Regions from separate parts of the Homo sapiens genome. Here region 2 is linked to region 1. Evidence: read pairs that join two places in POLR2A ChIA-PET (ENCODE). Cell type or tissue: OCI-LY7. All regions are shown on one strand. Links, peaks and the distances in the headings refer to the core of each region. The heading gives the core; the rest is flanking DNA.

Region 1 (11,671 bases), core at 1,615-9,614:
GTTCCAGGGAACAGATATACAGCATCCTATTCTGTTCTGAAAGACTAGACTTAGTTGTACAGGCAACAGTCCTATACTCAAAGAGAGGTCCCATTTCATCAAGGATTAATATATTCTATGTTTCAGCAGCATTTCTAATTTTAAAGACACAATACAGTATATATGAAAAACTGGGAACTAGGACTATATAAACAGTAGCTTTTAAAAAAAGCAAAGCAATGCAGTTTACAAAAATATGGATTGAGCAAAATTGTTTAGAATGAACATTAACATCCATAGGAATTATTTTATTAAGACTGCATGTAATTTAGAGAAGTATAGTTTAACCAAAGAATTATATTTATTTTAAGAATACTCACACAGTAATTTTAAAGATTTATCTTGTATGATCACCAAAATGATTAAGAAATTTCAAGTAGAAAAGGACAAAAGATACAAAATCCTTGGTATTTTTAGGTACTTTAAAATATTTAACGCAATTAGATTTTTTTCATCAGTTACTATTTTTTTAAGTCGCCAATATTATTTGTTCTAGTGTTATATCTGGTCTCTATCCAAGTCATTACATGTTTTTTCAGCTGTCAACACATTTGCTCCAAAATTAAATTTATCAAATAATTAGTAATTATTTTCCTGTAAAAGCAACTGAGGAAACACATTATTGCATGGAAATCTATGAGGCTTTACTGATTCAGACTGATTTATTAGGATTTTTCTAGTTTGTAATGAATAGCATACTAAAAAAATTAAATCCATTACTATTATTAAATCTTAAAATGATTTTAAAGTCTCATAAGATTTCTTGGGTAGTATATTAAAATCATTATACTACATTTAGAACAGCAGTATTTTCCTTGCGTATACATATTTTTCCATATATATACTTATCTGTAATGTGTGTGTGTGTGTGTGTGTGTGTGTGTGTGTGTGTGTATGTCACTAAGTTTTATTTCAAAATCGTCTACCCAAAATCTTTTACACAGGCTCTCCATCTACTCTTCAACTCAGGGGTTTGGGAGGTAATAATCCATTAGGCAGTGCTATATAACTCATATCCACTCACTCCAATTCACTCTCTCAATCTCTCTGTATCTCTCAATCCCTAGAAGAGAGACAGAGTTAAGAATGGGAAAATATATATTCCTATCCTCTTAATCTTCCTTTGCCCCAAACATAAACTTTATTTTCAATAAAATTTTTGTTTTTAAACGTTATGCTATTGGTGTTAGATTTAAATATCTTGCAGCCACAAAACATAATATGTTGCTATCCTGAATCCAACTTTTGTACATGTTGTATGATTGTCTTTACGTGGACAAACTACTAATAATAGCAGAGAGTGAGCACCCCTCTCAACTACAGCTGACTGCAGGCCTCATCACAAAGTCGATGGCTGAAGCAATTTCACTCCCCTAAATGAGAAAAAGCAATAACCCACATCTGAAATTTACAGCTGAGGAGTAATTATGAGTTTAAAATCCCTGCAATTCTTGTTGGAGACTATAGTTAGAGTTCTCTTAGAGTATTAATATACAAAGTTGTTAACTTTCAGTCCCTACAAGAAATATGGCAGTTAATTACATGAATTATCATGCTCACATTCACTACACAGGTAAATAGATGCTATCTGTGTAGATATGAATGTATGCCAAGGCCCAATCTCTATATACCTTCCATACTTGAGTACCTATCCTGAGAATAGCTAACCCAGCCAGATGAAGAAGTGCTTCTTTCCCCTCTATGTTTTCATAGTGTAAGGTTTTCCTACTCTCAGTGTTGCTCTACACTTCATTTTGTGATAGTCAATCAATGTTACCTACCAAGCTCCACGCTTATTCTGCCAGTCCAGGTGAATAGCAAGACAAGCAATGGGAAGCAGGGCGGAGCGGGGAGGGGGAGGTGGGGGAGGGCGGGGTCTACATTTAAATCTCCTCATCTGTCTCTTGTGTAATTCCTCACCTTAACAATCCTTCTCCAATCCTTTGCTGAAAATCTTACCTTCATAAAAATTACCTACTCTAACTACTCTATGTGATGGTGCACCTTTCTCTCCCAACTCATGAACCACCTTTCTCTGCCCTACCTTTTGTTCATCTAACAGCACCATTTCTAACCAATTACATAATTATGTACATTTATAATTTATTATCAGTCTCCCAACACACACACACATATACATGTGCAAACAGTGTAGATTTCACATTCCACAAGGGCAAATATATAAGGTTGTTTTGCTCTGTCATCTATTTTGGCACGAAGATAATGTCTGGCACATAAGAGACACTCAAAAAATAATTAATGAATGAATAATGGCAACACATCTACCCAGTTATGAATGTGGAAATCTCAGACTCTGAATTTGTCCCTTTACCTCTTGCATGAATTCCCAATTTATCTCTTTCTGGTCCTTCCAGTTCACTCTTACTATTCTCTCCCTATTCCTTGCTGGGCACTTCTAGTTAATAGTTAGAGGTTATGTGATAATTACACAACCCATTTTAAGGAGTGTCCCATCCTTTATACAGCAGCTAAAGTTACTTTTCCAAGAAGTATTTCTGATCATGCAGCTCTTCTTAAAATCCTTTAGAAGTTCAAAGTCACTAGCTTTGCATGGAATTAAAGGTCCTTAATCATCTGTCTCCTGCCTGGTTTGCAGTGTCATCTCCAGCCATGGCAACATTATAGATCATGTCCTCCAACCATCTTCAAAAACACTGAACTCCCCTTCATTTATTTCCTTTGAAAGGCTTCCCAGGCCTTCTCAATATTGCAAAGTCTAGTTTTAGCACCTATTCTCTCATGTTTACTTTGCCTTTTTCCTCCACTCTAGACAATGTGCTCTTGGAAGCAAGACACTACATCATTTACTTTGGCCTAAATACAGTGGACATCCATAAATGCTTGTTAATTAAAGTTATTCAGCCTCTTTGAGCTCAGTTTCCTCACTTGTTAAATGATTTTTACCACCTACAAAGAGGATTCCTGGGAGAAACAAATAAAACATTATACATTGAAAATTCATAGCACTTAATGGTCACTGAATGTTATTAATCCTTCTTAAGACATATCATGGGCTCCATTTCAATTACCTCACCTACAGCGCTTAAATAAAAAATAGACAGGACAAGAAATAAGAGAGGCATGTTTGGTTTGTTTGCTCATTAGATGTTTTTTTTTTTGTTTTTTGTTTTTTGTTTTTTTTAAAAAAACCACCCTGCTTTTTTTTTTTCAGTATTAACAATTGAGCTTTATGATGTAGAAGCTAAGATACTCTGTCATGTCCAGTTATATGCTTGGAAAGAAACTGGACTGGAATTCATGATTAATCCTCAGGATTGAGACAAGAAATGAAAATGTGGCCAGACAGCTAGGGGTGCACTCTTAGCATATTGTTGGGAGGCCCTGGCTCCTTAAGAGTTTCCCAGCACGGAGCTTTAGTCCTCTCCATCCCTGTCCTTTCTTTGTTAAAACGTCTATCCCCACATCTAAAGAGCACTTACTAATCAGGTATCTTTTGGTTTAGTCTTTCAGAGTGTGTGGCTGTTAGTTCTGAATGGCCCTAAGTGCTTTTTTGTACTTAGTGGAGCCAACTTAGCCATTCACAGAGAAGCAATCTCTCTATAAATGAACAGATTTTCACACGTGGGCTGTAATATATGCATAACACATTTCTCGCGGTGTTAATTTTGGTCTAACATCCTCCTGTTGGTCTTGATTACCTTGGAGACTTACATCCTGTCTTCTGTATATATGTAGTTGTTAGTCACTTCTACTAAGTTGTCTCACCACCATTTCTCAAGAATGATAACAGAAGACACAATATTTCAATAACTGATTTTTCCTTTCAACAAATGTTCATTCAACCTCCTGTTTCCAGACATCGTACTAAGGCTTAGTCAAATCTAAACCTCGTGTAAAACTCTAAAATGCTGTAAAGGTCCAGCTAACTTTGTAGTAAAAATAAATGGAATCATTTCAGAATATTAATTGAATGTTTTTTTAAAAACAATACTAAGTAAAATGTAAATCTGAATATAGGTTCACTTCAAATTTATTATCGTTTTTCTAAAAACTGGAAATCCTAGACTGTTGTTTATTATTAGTCATATTATTGATATGGCTGCAAGTCAAACATAATCTGAATTGAACGTATCTTGAGAAAACAACAGCATACGAATAAATATGGTGAGACAGTATGGTGATAAATGCCATTTGGGATAGCATATTAATGGTGAAAAAATAGATAGCAATTTTTTAATTGGGAGTATTAGAAGCTTTATCCATTTTGCTTATTTTATTCATGGTGTGCAAATCAAATAGATGGACGACTGGACACAAATTCTGTGTAAATGATCTATATTGTGACAAATCGCAAGGCATCTGGTTAAGTGAGATATCTCCCTTGGGAAATAAAACGAAACAAGAAGTGTTTTTCTTCTTAAAAATCTGTACCCTGGTAGATAGGATCCAACATAAAATTAAACATCTCATCTAACTTTTCCAATGCCATGTTTCCAAAAGGAAATTACATTAAATTTGTCCATTCAAAATGCAAAAAGCAAGACATCCAAGAATGAGGTTTGTAGCAGAATGTAATTTTAAAGACATGATTTTTCTCCATTACTGGAGATATCAAACATTTTAAAAGCCTGTTCTTTCCTAATTGGATTCCAGATCATTATTTTTTTGGCCAAAAAAGAAAGGTTTTCTGCATTCTTAAAATAATTAGGCAAGATTTCAAATCAAATTATCCAATTTCAAACCTCTATTTTTCTCTCTAAAACGCCTGTTAGAGGAGGACTGCCGATGACTAAGCTTTGTGTCATTCTCATGGCTTTATTAGGAGAATGTTCTAAGTCCTTCACTTTCTATGTAATCAGAACTATAATTTCTTCAGGTTATTTTAAGACCCAGCTATGGCTAAAGCAGGAAACTCAATTTTATTCTGAGCTGTAGACATGTCGACACAGCAGAGCAGGGCTCCAGCTTTCTGGGCTATCTTCTTTCATAAACCCTCTTGCTTGGTGTCAGACCAAGGCTCTAGGCTAGTTGTACTTACTCTCTGGGTGTCAGGTAACTGTTTCCAAGACATTTACGGTAGTAGGACTGTTATTTTGGAAAATATGTGTTGACATATTATTATTCTACAAATGAACAGCTTACTTGTCCAGAGAGCACCACTCTTCATTACATCAATTCGAAAATCATATTCAACAGAAGGGCAGTTGAGAAAACCCAGGTGCCAGAAACATTTGATAAAAAAGCAGAACAGAAAGCTCATATGTCTACATGGTTCATCATACTCCCTTAGAATTTTATAACTTAATTAACCAACTCCATTTAGGCTTGCTTAGTTGCCTCTAATTATTCAGAAAAATTTTCTGTGTTGCAAAGTAATATTAATAGTGAGTGACATTTCTGCAAGTAACAGGTAACCTATTTCTTCTATAGTTGTGATATATAACTAAGTAAAGAAAGGAGAATAGGACAGTATAATAAAATAGAAAAAGTTACCTGCAAGAGGTGGTCTTCAGAATGAAAAGAAAAATATAGCATGATTACTTTAATATTTTGATGTATATCACGAAGTTTCTCACAGATACGTAAATTAATCTTATTCCTGAAGTAAACTTATTAATACTTTTAATTATTAATAAACATACTGATATAAAAACACTTTATTGAACTGTGATTTTCATGCTAGCATTTTTTTTCTTTGGGTTAAAATACTTTTACTACTTTTCTGCTCCTACTACAACAATAAAATAATGGAAACAAGTACCATGAATCCATTAGTTGAGCTTACTATGCTATATGTACTGTATACCATTCTACATTTTTTTGCATTCATTAATATATTGAGCTCATCCTTCTATGTTAATATCTTCAGACATTACTTAATAACTTTAATGACTTGTATTTCAGAGTATGGATTATGTATTGACTTATAGTTAGATTGCCCTCAGTTTTCCATTATTATAAATAAAACTGCTGATAAATATCCTGGTACATAAATTATTGTGAATTTGTGCAAGTATTTCTGTATACCAATTAAGTGGAATTACTAGATTGTTGGGTGTGTAGATTTTTAATTTTTATAGTACTGCCAATTTATGCTGCTCCAAAATTTGAACAGTGTGCTCTTCCACTAATACATGACAACACCCCTTTCCTCCAAACCACAATCAACACTAAGCATTATCTAGTCATTTATTTTTACTCCCATAATGTTGACAAAAATGGCACCTCATTGATGTGTTAATCATGACAAAGATTGATCATCTTCTCGGATACTTACTGCCTATTTTTGGTTATTCCTTTGTAAATGTCTTATTCATAGCCTTTGATTATTTATCCACTGAGTTACTGGTATTTCTTACTGATTTACAGTTTATATTTCTGCTTTATAGATATTAACCTCTTGAGCATTTAATATATGGTAACTTTTTATTTGTCTGTCATGTAATAAAAAATAGTGTCATAATTTGTCATTTAATTTGTTTCTGACTACGAAGAATACCAAGTCAACAATTATTCTTTTTTAACTTTCTCTAGATAGGATTACACTGACCTAGATCTTTCCTAGAATGAGTTGTGATGACATCACATAAGCTCATTAATATAAATAGAAATATTTTTCCAAGGCACAATGTCTAAACTATATTTTTTGCTGGCATCATTTTCATATTGATCTATGAAGTAGGGTCTTCAAACTAAACTTTAGGTTAATTCTATACATAGTATTTATCAATCACTTAGAGCCCACAGATGTTTGCAAAACTAATAATACAGACACTGGGCTTCTGGACATAAAGATTCAATTTCTACCACACTATAGCTTCAAGGGGCAAACGACACATCCCACAGCTTCATACACGTTTGATTTCATTTTGGAATAAGAGAATCTAGAAAATAAACATTTCACATGTCGGAAGCCTTTTCCTTGAAATATCAAAAACACTTTAATGTTTTAAGGTATGCTTTCCAAAATGGGTTAGATACATCTCTGATTTTAAAGATATCTATGACATGGAGGAGCCAGCCAGGGCTATTACTGGCCTTTCCGTAACTGCATTGTGAAACTGTGGTTCCCTCAGGGCCAGTTAAATACAGCAGTCGGCTTTAATGGAGGTGGGACAAGCTTTTGCATTAATTTCTCGACCTTTTCTATATTTGGAAGATGGGTTGGTTTTCTTTTTGCTTTTTATTGTGTGCTGTGGCTCTAGGTAAGTCTTTAGGTAGTCTAAATCTAGTAAACTCCCCTGCTTGTAATCTATGCCTTTTAGTCTTGGGCTGAAGACCCAAATAATCAAATTTGTTATCACTCTTTCTAAAATTGATCACTTACGTTTGCTAGGGACACAAACTTCTTTGAGTATTAAGACATGGAATTGACAGTCTCTCCCCAAAAATGCATATGTACACAAATATATTTGTTTGCAGACAATTTTCTTAGATTCAGAAACTGCCTAAAGCTCATTCACAGATCCCTTGGGCTCTCCAAGTCTCTTTCTGGGTTACTTCAAACTCTTGATTTTGATTCGTATAGAAGAAGTTCCCAAATAAATGAGTCATTAGAAGTCAGTCTAGTTGGAGAAGATAAATACCGGTAAATCAATCACTGTGGGAGAGAGTAAATCAATAAATGCACGAGTGTGTGAAATAATAATAAATAATGTCCTTTTAAAAGCTCAATTAAAACAAATAAAATAAGTGATTATTTGCTTATGGTGAAAATTTCTCATAACATTTTATTTCAAATGAGAAAACAATGAAAAATGTATGTGTGAACACTGTATAACTGTAAGTGTGAGCATGTGAGTGAAAGAACTGGGAATAGAAAATGAGAGGGACCATTTGTATTTTTAAAACAAAAAAATTGTACTTCAGCCAGAAAAGCTGTCATTCCAATTACTACTTCAGAAGTATAGTCAGGAGTTTCTTAGCATGTGAAAGAAGATTCTTGTCTTCACTACCCTGTATCTTGTCAACTCTGCACGAAAAGCCCATTTTCTGCCCTGCTGTCACAATTCTGGCAGAAACAGAGGGGTGAGAATGGAAGAAAACAGGAGTAAAGGCCTCTTCTTTAATTAAGGCATCCTGTCTTAACTTGTACTCTTCTACCTGCAACATCGTGTTCTGAAAGATGGACAAATGTTCAAATCAGTGTTGAGAAAAGATATGTGACTGACAAGAGAATAACAAAGTTGGTATATGATGTGTAATAGATTACAGCTAATTCTTTAGAATGAATGTATAGAAGAACTATGAGAGCAGCCATACTAGACTCTAGACTGTAAAAGAGGAGAAATGGAGGGGAGGAAATAATGCAGGCAGCTCTCGCATCACACAAGCTGATCCTTTAGTTCGTTCATTCCCAAACATGGTATTCAGTTCTTACCAGGTGTAAGGGACCATACTTGACATGAAACTACAAGTGGAAAGTAGCAAGTAAATAAAACATCCTCAGAACGCATTTTCATAATGTATTATTTGAACTTTTATCGTTTGTAAGAACAGAGTCAGGTGGCAAGCCGTGAAATGAGGCAGTCACAATGACGGACTCTTAAAAGATATCAATTCCTGTAAGCACATGACGCCCTGCACTGCTTAACCTTTCTGAATATGTTTGTCTTTAAATACCAGAAAGTAAATCTGTCAATGTGTGAGATCATCAGTTTTGATCAAAAAATTTATCTTGGACTAAATATTCATATTTATTTAAACATAAATTAGAAATGTAGAGAATGCTGGCTGAATTGGGGTGATGGTGGTGGTTGTTGTTGTTGCCAGAAAAAGAAGCCTAAAATCAGATGTCTTTTTAAGTAATCTTTCTATATAATTTTTTACCATTATGCCAGATGTTTGATTTTTCAGCTAAGGCAGATCAGATGCTCAATGTATTACTATCTTTTTTTTTTTTTTTTTTTTTTTCTGAAATGGAGTCTGACTCTGTCACCCAGGCTGGAGTGCAATGGCACGATCTCGGCTTACTGCAACCTCTGCCTCCTGGGTTCAAGTGATTCTCCTGCCTCAGCCTCCCAAGTAGCTGGGACTACAGGCACACACCACCACGCCTGGCTAAGTTTTGTACTTTTAGTAGAGACAGGGTTTGGCCATGTTGGCCAGGCTGTTCTCAAAACTCCTGACCTCAGGTGATCCACCCACCTCGGCCTCCCAAAGTGCTGGGATTACAGGCGTGAACCACTGCACCCAGCCTAATATATTACTATCTAGAATGTGAATTTGACACACATCAGAACATCCTCTGGGGTTCTCATGTGAAGGAGGTGAGAGGAAGGTTGAGTTGTCCTTTCCCTGTTTCTGTTCTTAAGTAAATAGGATATTGACTAGGGCGGTAAGGTGACATCCTCCTTCCTGGAAATCACAACTCTAAAAACACCAGCTATCCAGAACATACCAAAGACTCAAGTGATTTTGGCCTTTTATTGTCCAAATTACATTTTCTATGGATATGAGCATAACTGAATATATTTACCCAGAGGAAATCCTTCTTAAAGGTCTTTTAAATTTCATTTTAGAAACCAACGCAATAAGCCCAACCATCTGAGGTTTTATTCTCTAACTATACTGCACATAATAAATTAGGATGACACAATGTGGCCCTACTAGAAAGAGGCCCGCAGGCAGGATGAAGAGTATAAAATCACAGCTGCAAAGCCATTTTTGTCTGAAGAAAACAACCCAAAAAATTTTAAGTGTGACTGAAGAACCTCCATATTTGAAGTATGACGTAGTTAATATTCATAAAAATAATAATGTGTCCTTAGTAAAAGCATCATGAAGAATGAAAAGAAGTTCTTCTTCCCTTTAAGTTTTAAAATTAAAAATTGGCTTTTAAAATATATTCTTTATATATCTTATGCCTAGAAAACCCAGGATAAAAAGCCTAGAACATTTAAAGTGCAAACGCACATGTGCACTTGAAATATCAGCTGCTGTAAATGGATGATATTCAATCCATTCATTCATTCACTTATCCCATGAATATTCATTAAGCAATTATTATATGTCAACCAATCTTCTAAGCCTTAGGTTTGCTTATGTTGAAACTCCATGTTTTAATTAACTCAGGGATTGTATTTTTATTTTATAACTATTTCCTTTAAATGCTAATGAATGTGCTCAGGGATGGAACCCCCTTTGTTCTCCAAAATTATAATGCTCTTTGATCTCACTGACAAAATAGAAGACTGCTTACTGCCATTCTGTTAACTGGCTACAAATCTTGGTCCAGGATACTGTGGCCTGAAGGGTCCAATGTATCTAGAACTCTACCTCATGTTTTGGGAGCTGCTGCTTAGCCCTGGATTCCACATAATATGTCTAACGCTGTAGGAGTTAGAAATCTTTGCAAACTGGCTTTCACCAACTACCCAAGTAGCTAAAAAAAAATTTCATTCTCAGAATACTGAATATTTGTGAATGACTGATGTGTTTTTGGCAACGAAGTGAATACTTCAGTGAGGCACACTATATTCAGCAATGAGATACACTTAACATATGAAAGAAAAATTTCCATGCATTACATTTCAAAAGATTGGAATGAGGAAGAAGGAAAAAATACTCTTGTTATCTTGATTGCAACATGTAGCTTTGGCATCATTTAAATATCACCATAGTAGGTGTAAAACCCAATAAAATATGACTTTAGAACCAATAACCAATATAATCTCTCTTTCTGTTTTTAAATTTTAACCATATGACTATAAACTGGAGTTTAGAAAAAGTTATGAATAAAAATTCCTAAGGACTATGTAGTACTTATCCCAAAATACTAGTTTAACGAAGAAAATTATTTTTATTGTTATTATTTTCTTATTATCTTTAGAGACAGGGTCTTATGTGTCATCCAGGCTAGAGTGCAGCGGCATGATCATAGCTCACTTCAAACTCAAATTCCTGGACTCAAGCAACCCTCCCACCTCAGCCTCCGGAGTAGCTAGGACTACAGGCACACACCACAACAGCCAGCTAATTATTTTTCGTTTTTATTTTTGTAGAGACAGGGTCTCACTATGTTGCCCTGGATAGTCTCAAACTCCTGGCCTCAAGCTATCCTCCCACCTTAGCCTTCCAAATCCTGAGGTTTATAGGCATGGGCCACAGCACACAGCCAAGAAAATTATTTTGATTAAAATAAACTGGGGAAAAAAGATAGCTGGAAACAATTATTTACTTATTAAGCAGCTGACCTGCAGCAATTAATTATATTAAGTGTTAATATTTAACTGGAATTTCTGCATTTTTACAATCATCTCTGTTATTGTGCTTAACTGAAATTTCTATTTTAGCCCAAAATAAGTCCGAATTTTTAAAAGTGAAATACAATTTTAAATTGACCTAGAAAATTCAAATGTAGTCACTGGGCAAAGAGATTGGAAGAAAAACATGAACACTAACGATACAACTTTATATTTCTGATAAACAATCAAATAATAATCTTCATTACTAAGATGGTAATAAATAGTTCTAAGCTATAAGAAATTTGGCATATAGTCAAATTTTCCATCTATTTCTTTCTACTTCTATTAGAAGAATGACATAACTTGCTACAGAGAAAAATATGAAATAGTTCAATTACAGTTGTAATACATACATTGTATATGCATATACACATACAACGCATATACACACCACAGAAAAAGAA
Region 2 (11,671 bases), core at 1,908-9,907, 1.9 Mb after region 1:
TTTACACCTTAAACTAATTAGAAGACCTAAGTTGTAAATGCTTGAATGCTTGTTTTTAAAATTTCCTTTTAAATAAAAATAAAAATATTACAAAAATTACATTTTAAATATCCATGTAGAAACAAATTAAGGCAACTACACAATGTCACTTACTTTATCTCAGTGAAGCTATTTTCAAAAACTTTTAAGAAGTATAAATTAATTCCTAAAATCCTTTCATTCTAGGAATCACTTCCTGGTCTCTAGTTACTGCAATTCTACTTTTCTAAGAGGTCCCTTAAGGCATGTGCATTCCTTCCTCTGGGCCCTTGCACTTTCCCCAGATGGGTTATCTCCCAGGCCCTGCCCTTCCCCCAAGGGCTAGCCAGCTCATTCAATCTTCCAGATGGTCTAATTTTACTGATGTCATTCTTAGGTCTTTCAACACTCTGAAGACACAAACACATATACACTACCCACATTGTAGCATACTTTGGCTTTTAGAAAACCCGTCCCTCAAATATAATGTTTCAGGGTACTTTAACAAAATGCCCTAAAACTTCTGCTCTCGATACGTTAAGACCCTTAGGTCTGAAATGTCAGTGAAGTGCTGAGGTTGAGAAACCCTACTGTAGAGAGGAAACAATGGTGAGCAAAGCCAGAGGTGGTCCCTGCTCTCAAGGGCTGAAAATTTTGCACCCAGATCTGAACATACCAGTGGCAACTAAGCACATATTTTATTGAACTACTTACTCGTATTTGCCAAATACTGGTGTCAAATTTTAGAAAAAAAAAAGTTTATCACTAGATAGTCATATCTCAAACCAAAAGTACAGTTAGAATGTACAAAATACATGTTTCCCAGTCTCTGATACTAACAATTTATTTCTGAAATTGGTAATTTTACATCTTATGCAATTTAGTGGAAGGGCAGAGGATAGGCAAGAATATGGGTTTTAAAGAGAGCAGAAAAAGAAGCTCAACACCAGCAGACAAACTTTTTCTACTTTAGGATATTGCATCAATGGAAACAAAAACAAGAAAGAAAAGAGAAATTTTAATATACAATGTGTGACTTAAAAATGTTAATTTCTATGACTTTGAGAAAACAATGACATGCTATGTAGATACAGCAAAATGCAATATTCTATATACATGATGTGATCTTGGCTATGTAAAATACATTTACGTCCAATGGTGGTCAACATGAGTAGTGGGTTCAAGGCACCTCTTATTCTTCTTACCTATACTTGTCTATATTTTCTGTAAAATAAATGCATATCCTTTCTATAATTAGAAAATTGTATATACTTAAGTGAAAACGTTTTAACCTCTTTTGAAGTTCAAACCAATTCTCAAAGAGTCACGAGCAATAATAACATTTTTGCATAAAAAGATATGTGCCACAGGATCTAACTATCATTCCCTACTGAGAGAAACCAAAGTTTCTTGGATAAATGGCTGACTCCAAGGCTGGAGCAGGGGAGATTCACTATGATCCTGGGATGTCTTGTGTTGGCAAATTCAAAAGTGTCTAAAAAAAAATCAAGCTAGATCAAAACAACATAAGAGCCATCTTGAGGACAATTCCACTGGCCTAGCCCAGGGCAATTTGAGGACCCAAATAACTAAGGATAATAGCTAATAACCCATTCAAAAAAATACAAACCCATAGGTCCATGCTCATAACTTTTAGCTTCATTTTAAAGAAAACAAATTTTTCAGTACACAAGGAAAGGGAAGTAAGTGAAAGATTTTCCTTCAGTAGAATGTCAACTAATAAACAGAGAATGAAACATTGAATTAGAAAATCACCATTTTGCAACAATTAAATAAAAAACTGATTCATGCAAGAGTAATCAATGTATGCTAAACCTACTTGTGTGTGTGTGTGTGTGTGTGTGTGTGTGTGTGTGTGTGTGCGCGCGCGCGCTGGGGAGTGCTTGATGATCAACAGGATACTTACATAGCCTCCAAGCATCTTCACATAAATTTTTTTAAAAATATAACTACATATTGGAAAAACAAGACCATACCTTAACCAAAGGACAACATACAATCACTACAACTCCAGATGTTTTACACTTAGAAGGACATATTGCTCATGTGGTACCCCAGACAAAAACACATGACCTGAATAGCTAATCATGAGGAAACAGATGTATATCTAGGGACATTCTCCAAAGTAACTGGTCTGTATTCTTCATCAATGATAACGTCTTTCCAAAACAAAGGTTGAAGAACTGTTCCAGGAGAATTAAAGGTGCATTGCTAAATGCAATACACATTCCTGGACTGAATGCTGTACTGGGAAAAAATATTTATGTATATATATATATAGTCATTTATATATATACACACATATATATGTATATATACATACACACACACACACATATATATGACTATTGAGACAACCTAAGAAGTTGGAGTATAAAGATAAAATTATGGTATCTATGTTAAAATTTACTGAATTTTTTTTTGCACTGTGGTTCTGTAAGAAAAGTATCTTATTTTTACAGAATAAATACTGAAGAAATAAGAGATAAAGGCAGAAAGTGTATGCAACCTACTCTCAAATGATTAAGAAATAAAACTGATTATGTACACATAGAACCCTGGAGCAATGGCAAACACAGGAAGCCATATGTATTTTAGGGCATGGCATGGTGGCTCCGATCTGTAATCCCAGCACTTTGGGAGGCAAATATCATATGATCTCACTCATGTAGAATCTAAAAAAGTTGGTATCACAGAAGTAGAGAGTAGAATAGTAGTTTCCTGGAGACAGGAGAATAGGAGTGAGGTGGGGATGGGGAAAGATTGGTGAACAGGTACAGAGTTACAGTTAGGAAGAATAAGCTCTAGTGTTCTATTGCACAATAGAGTTATTATAGTTAACAATAATGTATCATATACTACAAAAGAGCTAGAAGAAAGGATTTTGATTGTTCTTACCAGAAAGAAATGATGAGTGTTCAATGTAATGAATATGCTAATCACCCTGATTTAATTATTACACAATGTATATGTATATGGAAACACCACACTGTACCCCACATATGAAAAATTACTATATGTCAGTTAAAAACAAAAATGTTACATAGTAACTTAAGTAATTTAAAAAAACATTTTCCAGCATTTACCCATCAAAGTAATTTCTTCCTTCAATAAAGAAAAACTATGAACTAATAATGCTTCCATTAAACAAAACCCCTTTTAATTAATAGATTTATGAAACTTTTTTTAGAATTTCCTCTGGAGTCTACAGATCATTCTTTTGACTATACTCAATGATGAGAAATTTCCTTGTTTGATAGAGGATTTAATTTTAGAAAGTCGCCAGAGATCATTCAGAGTCTAATCCATTGAAAAAAGTAGGTGGCCACTTTGAAGCTATCTGGTGTGTCCAACCAGGTTTTTATGACAAAATACTGAACAGAAGCAAAAAAGTAGGTGATTAAGCTGAGAAACAACAGCATCTTTATTTGAAAGTGAGAGGTAACCTTTAAAAATCACTGATTATAAGGTCAGCTCATCATGTATATTATAGAATATTTAAGGAAAAATTAGAAAAAATCTATCAGTCTAACTTTCAGTAATGACCACTGTTCACACTTAAACACAGTATAGTATACAGGCTGGGCACGGTGGCTTATGCCTGTAATCCCAGCACTTTGGGAGGCTGAGGCAGGCGGATCACCTGAGGTCAGGAGTTTGAGACAAGCCTGGGCAACATGGTGAAACCGTGTATCCACTAAAAAAAAAAAAAACAATTAGCCAGGCATGGTGTTGCACGCCTGTAACCCCAGCTACTTGGGAGGCTGAGGCATGAGAATCACTTGAACCCTGGAGGCAGAGGTTGCAGTGAGCCAAGATCATGCCACTGTATCACAGCCTGGCTGACAGAGCAAGACTCCGTCTCATAAATAAATAAATATCATCCGTTTTTTTTTGGGGGGGGGGGGTTATATACAGAAAAAAATTAAAATTAAATTCTACCATCTTTTCTCATATTATGCTAAAATACAATTTAAAAATGATTTGCATTTGGACTTGGAGTTATATAACTTGATTCAGTGATATTCTCTGAATCTTTATTTTAAAAGTCATCTGTTCCATTGCATCACTTTAGGAAAAGCAGAAACTCTTATAGAGAAGGAAATGTCCTTGAAATTTGTTAATAATATTATAATTTTAAGCTTAGAAAAAAGCAAGATGGTCTCTATATTATTATTATTACTTTTTGAGACAGAGTCTTACTCTGTCACCCAGGCTGGAGTGTAGTGGCACAATCTCAGCTCACTGCAAACTCTGCCTCCCTTGGATTCTCGTGCCTCAGTCTCCCAAGTAATTAATTTTTGTATTTTTTTTTTTTTTTTTTTTTTTTTTTTGTAGAGATGGGGTTTTGCCATGTTGGCCAGGCTGGTCTCGAACTCCTGGCCTCAAGTGATCTGCCCACCTTGGCCACCCAAAGCGATGGGATTACAGGCATGAGTCACCATGCCCAGCCAGTCTCTATATTATTTTAACTAGTGATTTAAAACTTTAAAGTAATAACACACTGATGGCAAAAACAAAACAAAATCAAACAAACAAAAAACCCCAACACAGTACAGAAGGGTAGTGCTCTTCCCAATCTTTCACTCTTGACCTTATATCCTAGCCCCACTCCATGGAGATGATAATAATTTAAACCCTTTAACATCATCCTATGTAACCTTTTAGAAAATGCCTATGCATTCGAGATTTTCACCTCCACTGAAGACAAAAGTAATATTTATTATTAATGAGTATTCTCATCTCCAATGTTCCTTCCTCCAGAAAAGTGCTTTTTCACTGGAAGATACCTAAATACATGTTGAGCTTTACATAGTAGAGGAGAAAGATGATTTTATATGAGATTTACTTTCCACCTAGAGGAAAGGAGCTATGGACAGCACACACAACACTGGCCTTGCTAACTGAGGTGAGGAGAACCAGGAGATGAAAATCAGCAAGAAGTGGAGTGGCAATGCCAGAGAGCAAGTTAGTTTAAGACAGACACAAAACTGATGGGAGTGTTGGTGACTATTACTCCAGTGGGAAGTCAGAAGACAAGTTATTAAAGTAAAAGAGTGTTGAAGTGTTTGCCTCTCTTCAGAGGATTTTTAATCATGGAAAAGAGGAAAATAAAATCTTCAGAAAAAAAAGAAATAAAAAGAAAAGTAAGGCCTAGACTGGTAGACAGTGAGAGAATTCTGTTTTGGAGCAATTGCTTAAAAATCGTAATAGTGGACCTTCAGGAAGCTCAAAGGTGGTGGTGGGCATGAGTCCAAATATTGGCTCACTTACTAGTTCTCTCAACCAAGAAACTCCCATCCTCCCAGAAGGGGACCTGCCCAAGCCTGTCTAGCAGGTGAAGCTTTATTTGAAGGGCTACACACACACACACACACACACAAAGTTACTTTCCATATGCATGCTTATTACATAATGAGAGCATGAACTGGATAGAAATGCCAAGCCTAGTCTAGGGCACGCTGATGACATGGGACTGGATTCCCCAACACAACTTTACAGAAGTGGACCATACAAAATTGAATTAAAGGAAATAAAAAAGAACTAGTACAGAGCTACAAGCTCTCTGAATCATACATTTTAAAAAGGTTTAAGCCAGGTATGGTGGCTCATGCCTGTAATCCCAGCACTTTGGGAAGCCAAGGCGGGCGAATCACCTGAGGTCAGGTGTTCGAAACCAGCCTGGCCAACATGGTGAAACCCCGTCTGTACTAAAAATACAAAAATTAGCCAGGCATGGTGGCAGGCGCCTGTAATCCCAGCTACTCGGTAGGCTGAGGCAGGAGAATCACTTGAACCCAGGAGACAGAGGTTACAGTCAGCCAGTCAGCCGAGATCACACCATCGCACTCCAGACTGGGCAACAACAGCGAAACTCCGTCTCAAAAGAAAAAGGTTTAAACCTACAGAGAATCATTCATTTATTTGTTTGCCAAATATACCAGGTCTGGTACTAGTCAATAGGGATGCAGCAAGCACTAAATCAGGCAAATTTCATGGAGGTCACTTTCTAGCAGGTGGAGCTTTGTTCCAAGTATTGCACAATCGGGCAGAACAAGTTAGCAAGCACTGATTGTCTCCAGTATGTTTAAAGACAACATATGATGCATTCGAGATGCAGTTGTGTTTATTAACGTTTTAATAATTAAGTGCGTGTTTTTTTACTTTGTAACTTACAAGTGGCATCCACGCGGAATGGAATACTTTGAAAACCATGGATGTAAGCCCAGTCCCTAAGCTAACCTTCAGATAAGGCACTGAGATGTCAAACCACTTGGCTGAGGTCAGGAATTCCATTCTAGCATTGGTAAGACAGTGGAGATCAAAGCAGAACGATCCCTGCCCATCTGGAGCTTATGTACATGGAAGAGTTGGGGCCAGAACCTGATCCACTGTCTCCACTCAGTGCATTTTCCAAGGAGCCAACTAAAGCTGTTGCAATGTCTTAGAGAATTATTTATATGATTCTCGAAGACAGCTTTTTCATTATTTGCCTCATAAATTTTATAGTTTGGAATAAGATGGAGTAGCGCATAAATATTAATTTAAAGTTGAGTTCAGCACTTGGATAAATTGAATTAGCATATGTTACTTCCAAAATACCAAAGAGTTCTCCATAGAGTTCTATTAAGCGGTGGGGGGGAAAAGGCATTTATCTTTAGAGAGAGAATTTAACAATATTGCCTCTTAGGGACATACGAATATTAGAAAATTTATGGCACCATAATTTCTAGCACTATAGGATACAGTTTTTAAATTGTTTCCTGCAGAAGCTCAACTCTAACACAAACACAATCTTCACACTCCCAAATACTAACACCGCATCCTTTTCCTCCAGCCAGCAGTTTCCTCTGCACCGACAACTAGGGGTTCTCTTTCCTGTTTATAATAGTCCCATTCAATTACCTTGTTCACTGAGAAAAACATATAACATTTCTTTTTTCTTCTTAGAAATGACCATAAATCCAGGTTAGTTTGAAAACCATTAAAGTCTTCTGTGTGGATATATAAAAAGGATGACAGTAGAATATCATCCAATAGTAGCTTATGATATATTCTCTACAGTGCTAAACGTTATTATCCCTTATTATTCATCTCTGCCCCAGGGCTTTTCTTGAGATTTATTTAGAAGTCCTCAAAAATAACAGTACACCTGTTATATTTTTTAAAGTTCTCATCTAGCATAAAAATAAGTTGAGATGTAAAAAGAAAATATAATGCTACATCTGACACAAAAAATAATTCTACATCTTAAGTTATTGTTTTCCTACTAAAATATTAATATTTTCAGAATGGAATTAAAGATAGCCAAAGGATTATACTATCTTAAATATTAATACAGGGCATTATTCTTTCTTTTTGTCATTATACTTTTTTCCTTTAATTTTTGAATAAACTTAAAAAACATCAATGGAAACACCTATTGCTAAAAATCAAGAAAGAATAATGAGAACATTATCTTTTTGGCATTTAACCTTAAAGAATGGTTCATTCAATGAGTTATTCAAATCTTTATTTTCAAAATAGATAGTTTACAAATATGACTACCTGAACAATTTTGGCACTCTTCACTTAATACACGCCAAATTTAGAACGGGGCAAATCATTCCACTCGGCACCTAACTGCCCAAAAGATACTTGCTAAAGAGCGCCATGGCCTCAATACACAGAAATGAGTGAGTTAAGAATGAAAAGTATTCTTGTTTATGACCTGCTAAGATTGGTGGATTTCATATTAATTAAATATTCTTGTAAAATCCCAAAGTCTAGGATGACATGTTATAAAGGACATTTAATATATCTAAAACACAATAAAAAATTGTAAAGATCAAAAAATCAGTTTAAAAAATTGCACAAATTAGAAAGTAGGTGTCAGATTAAGTATTCAGCTAAGCAAACACTGAGTAAGAACCTACCAGTCACACCCTGTCCTGGGCCTGCTCCTGATTTTCCTAGACTAATACTTATCCTATCAGTGCTGACATTGCTCGAAACAGTTTTGGTACTCTTTTTTTTTGGAATGCCTTCTGAGTTGGATTATGACGCACAGAAGAACATCAGTATCTCCACTTCATTCACCTCTTGATTTTCTCAGTTAAACTAAATGTATCTGTACCCCTTCTTCAGAATTTTCTTTTCAAAAAAGATGAAGATTAACTACCAGTAAGATATTCATCAATTTGTTCTACAAGCACTGAGTAATGCCACCAACCTTTTACTTTTTGGAGAAGTTAAAATGTGATGTCAAATGTTTATGGAAACGCATTGTTCACAAGACAGTTCTTTGCAGATTTAGGTGTAACTGTTTTAACACTTAAATGAATAATCACATAAGCGAAACTCCAAGTATAGAAAAAAGAACATTTGTATTTATATTACTTTCTTATGTTGTGTTTAAAAAAAAAAGATTTCTTAGAGGCTGTAATACTTCCAAATTTTCTTTTTAAAAACTTCATTATGGAAAATCTCAAATATATCCAAAAGTAGAGAGAACAGTATAATCAAGTGAATATACTCATCACCCATCTTCAACTGTTAACATAGTCAATTTTATCTCATTTATATTCTCATTCAGTCTCTCTTCCTTTCTGTCACAGAATTATATTAAAGCAAATCTCAGCTGTCTTCTCATCCAGTTCTGAAATAATTCTGTTCCTATCTCTAAAAGATAAGTAATCTTTTAAAAATATAACCGTAATCTACTTCCAACTTAAAAAAATCAAAATTTCTTATTATCAAATATCCAGTCAATAAAGATACCTAAGTCTAAGGAAAAAAAGTCAAATGTCAAGACAAACAGTACCCTGAAAGATGTAATACTCAAAAATGCAACAAAAAGGCAGCATTCTCCTAATGTAGAGAGCTGGAAATCAGGGTCTTTAATGGGGAAATCTAAGAATGGCATGCCAAATTTGTAACATGTGCACAAGAACAATTTTTCTTGGTTGATAGCATTCATCAGAATGTCAAGAAGCTTGAGATCCAAAACATTTAAAGACTTTCTGCCTCTGGTTATGATTGTGCGTGCTTAGTGCCACCTCACCTCACATTGCCAGGAAGGATTAGTCAAGTAGGAAAACAAATCCACCTAAAATAACTTAGAAATCAAACTGAATTCAACTCAGCTTGTACTGAGCATACACTAGGTGCAAGACACTGGGTTAAACCTGAGAAACAAAGATAAATTTGACCTAGTTAATGTATACTGTAGAATGAGAAGGGACCAAACAGATTAATAATAACTATAATAGAATGCGATGAGAAAGTGCTTGTTTTAGGTATTTTCATGGAGATTCAGATGAAGAAGCAATGATGTCAATTTAGGGGGGCGGTAAAAGAGGGGTCGCTAGAATCCATAAGAAGAGAGAATTAAAGGCTGCCAGCAATGATACCAGTAGCCATGTTGCATATCAATATCCTCCATGTACAAAGATTTTACTTATAACCCTTGCCAAGAGACATGAATAAATGTATTTACTAGCATGTATATTTCCCTTACTGGATAGAGAGGGAGAGATGAACACAAAAGCTGAAGAAAAGAGGTTTTGTTTAAATTGTGTCTGGAAAGTTGAATAGTTCATCAGATCTGGAGAGGAGATTCAGTGAAAAGGGAAGGGAAATCATTCAGAGGAGGAGAAAAGCAGGAACAAAGGGGTGGAAATTACCGGCAGGTTGGGGAACAAGCAGAGTGGTGACCTTAGAGCCCAGTGTGTGGGAGGGCCCAGATGACTGGAAATGCCTGCTGAGACCATGGATGGATTGGAACCTTCCAGGCCAGACCCAGCCCTCTATTCTGTGGCCAGCAGAGAGCCATTCAAAGAATGATGGGTGCTCAATGTTTATTGAACTGGTAGTTCCCTGAATTAGCTAGATGGAGACAGGTGAGAGAGAAGCAGGCTACTTAAGATGCATTGCAATAGCTCTAGAGTGGTAGATATGAGAGGACACATACAACATTTCAAACATTTCAGAAATCATTATTCCAATTCTGACTTGACACTTCCTAATATGGGATTGTGGGCAAATTATTTCCCTTACTTTCTGTCCTCTTATTTGCAAAGTGGGTATAATATTGGCTCATTCCTGGGTTGTCATAACACTAGAATAATTCTATGCAAAGCATCTGGTAGAATATCTAGCACAGACTAAATACTCAATATGAAGTAGCTATCTTATTATCAATAAAACTTCTTTGATGTGAATCTGTTTTAATATGCTCATTATCTAATCTTATCCCTACATTAAATATTTACACCATACAAAACTACTAATGTAATCAATCCATCTAATGAACAGTACCCATTATGAATCTGTTTCTAGAAATGTAAACTGAACATGATTTATTTGCATTTCTAGGTAGATGTTAGATTCTCTTTCAACGTTATTGTCTCTAAATTCACTGGTCATGTATTCAGAGAGCACTAAATACCAACCAAGTGTCATAAGGCATCAAGAAAATAGATAGTAAGCTGCTATCCTCGAGGAACTGACAACCCCAGTGAGACAAACAGGTGTGACCTTCAAGTAACCATGGCCCAGATTTGGCACAAGAGATGGAAATACTAGCAATGAAGTACCCAATTATGTGTATGCATCTGCTGGTAAGATGCTAAATCACATGTTCCAGGAGGTTACCACTCAACTGTTTTTTTAGGTTTGTGGGTTTCTTCCGCATGATACTATGTTATAAATCAATTGTAACTCTGAACTAACAGCATTACAAAAGATTGGTCACTCTCAGGAGCCTTACTACTTGCTTGAACAGCCACATCATTATTAAAGCATCATCCAACAAAAGTATCTTTGTTATACACTGAGATGAATAATTTCAAACCATTTTCATGTAAGATGTTCTGGCTCAGATCTGTCCCAGTCTTTAATGCTGAAGCTTTAGGGGGGAAAAACAGCTGGAGTTTAGGAAAGATTTTTGCTAAAGGCAGGAAATAATGATAAACATATTCCAGGAGATTTCAGATGTTAGTGAAAGCTTCACGCAAAATAAATGCCTAAGGCCAGAGGAAAATGCATTTCGCTTTTCGTATGGCGCTATGAGAAGAAACAGTGGTCCTGGGGATGCTTAACAAAAACCACCTACATAATTACTCAAATATTTCTCTTTGACACATACACGTCTCTTTGACACACATATTGAGAGAAACATCAATACTACTCTGTAGGGAAACAACAGTAAAACATAAACACTAATTTCCAAAGAAACTTTCATTGATGATGTAAATATAAATCTGCACCCTGGAGAAATGACTGATTCCCGCATTTTAGCAAGCAAATCTTATTCTGAAATACACACTTGTATTTACCCCCATCTACCTATGGTCGAAGCTCCAGGCTACATATTACAGTTGAATGAAGGTTGGATTAAGAGGCTAATCTAAGGCTATATATAGGCAGCAACACCAATTTAATCTCCGCCCTCTCCAACCTCCCCACCCTCCACTCCCTATTTCCATAAATCTCAAGATCTGAGTTACAAAGAGAACCGAGAACTCTAGCAGAGCAAAGAAGCCCTTCCTTCCCCCTCCCACAGGCTGTCTCTCATAAACGAAGTATTAGTGCAAGTGTAAATTGTTTCCAAACATCTTTAACAAGCAACATTGGGCGATCAGGTTTTCTT

Evidence for each region. ChIA-PET counts read pairs that join two places held together with the same protein. Peaks named below come from ENCODE experiments on the same cell type or tissue, not always from the same donor. Only the 100,000 strongest peaks of a DNase experiment are listed, where the experiment ranks them.
Region 2: POLR2A ChIA-PET joins it to region 1 with 5 read pairs; 2 of 35 experiments call an interaction of 5 or more read pairs at or near these places.

The regions. Positions count from the first base shown.
Region 1 is chr7:18,514,126-18,525,796 of GRCh38, reverse strand. All of the region lies in intron 2 of HDAC9 (histone deacetylase 9), which reads right to left. Among named protein-coding and RNA genes, the nearest start is that of HDAC9, 24 kb to the right of the region's middle. RefSeq lists a silencer at 3,551-3,630. In OCI-LY7, for the core only: no CTCF peak of the experiment used is centred there; DNase peaks (open chromatin) are centred at 3,676, 4,396, 5,226, 7,096 and 2 weaker places; H3K4me3 peaks cover 6,195 bases; H3K27ac peaks cover 7,879 bases.
Region 2 is chr7:16,646,786-16,658,456 of GRCh38, reverse strand. The region is part of intron 1 of BZW2 (basic leucine zipper and W2 domains 2); the gene reads right to left. Among named protein-coding and RNA genes, the nearest start is that of BZW2, 6.4 kb to the right of the region's middle. RefSeq lists enhancers at 122-705, 9,591-10,102. In OCI-LY7, for the core only: no CTCF peak of the experiment used is centred there; no DNase peak of the experiment used is centred there; H3K4me3 peaks cover 399 bases.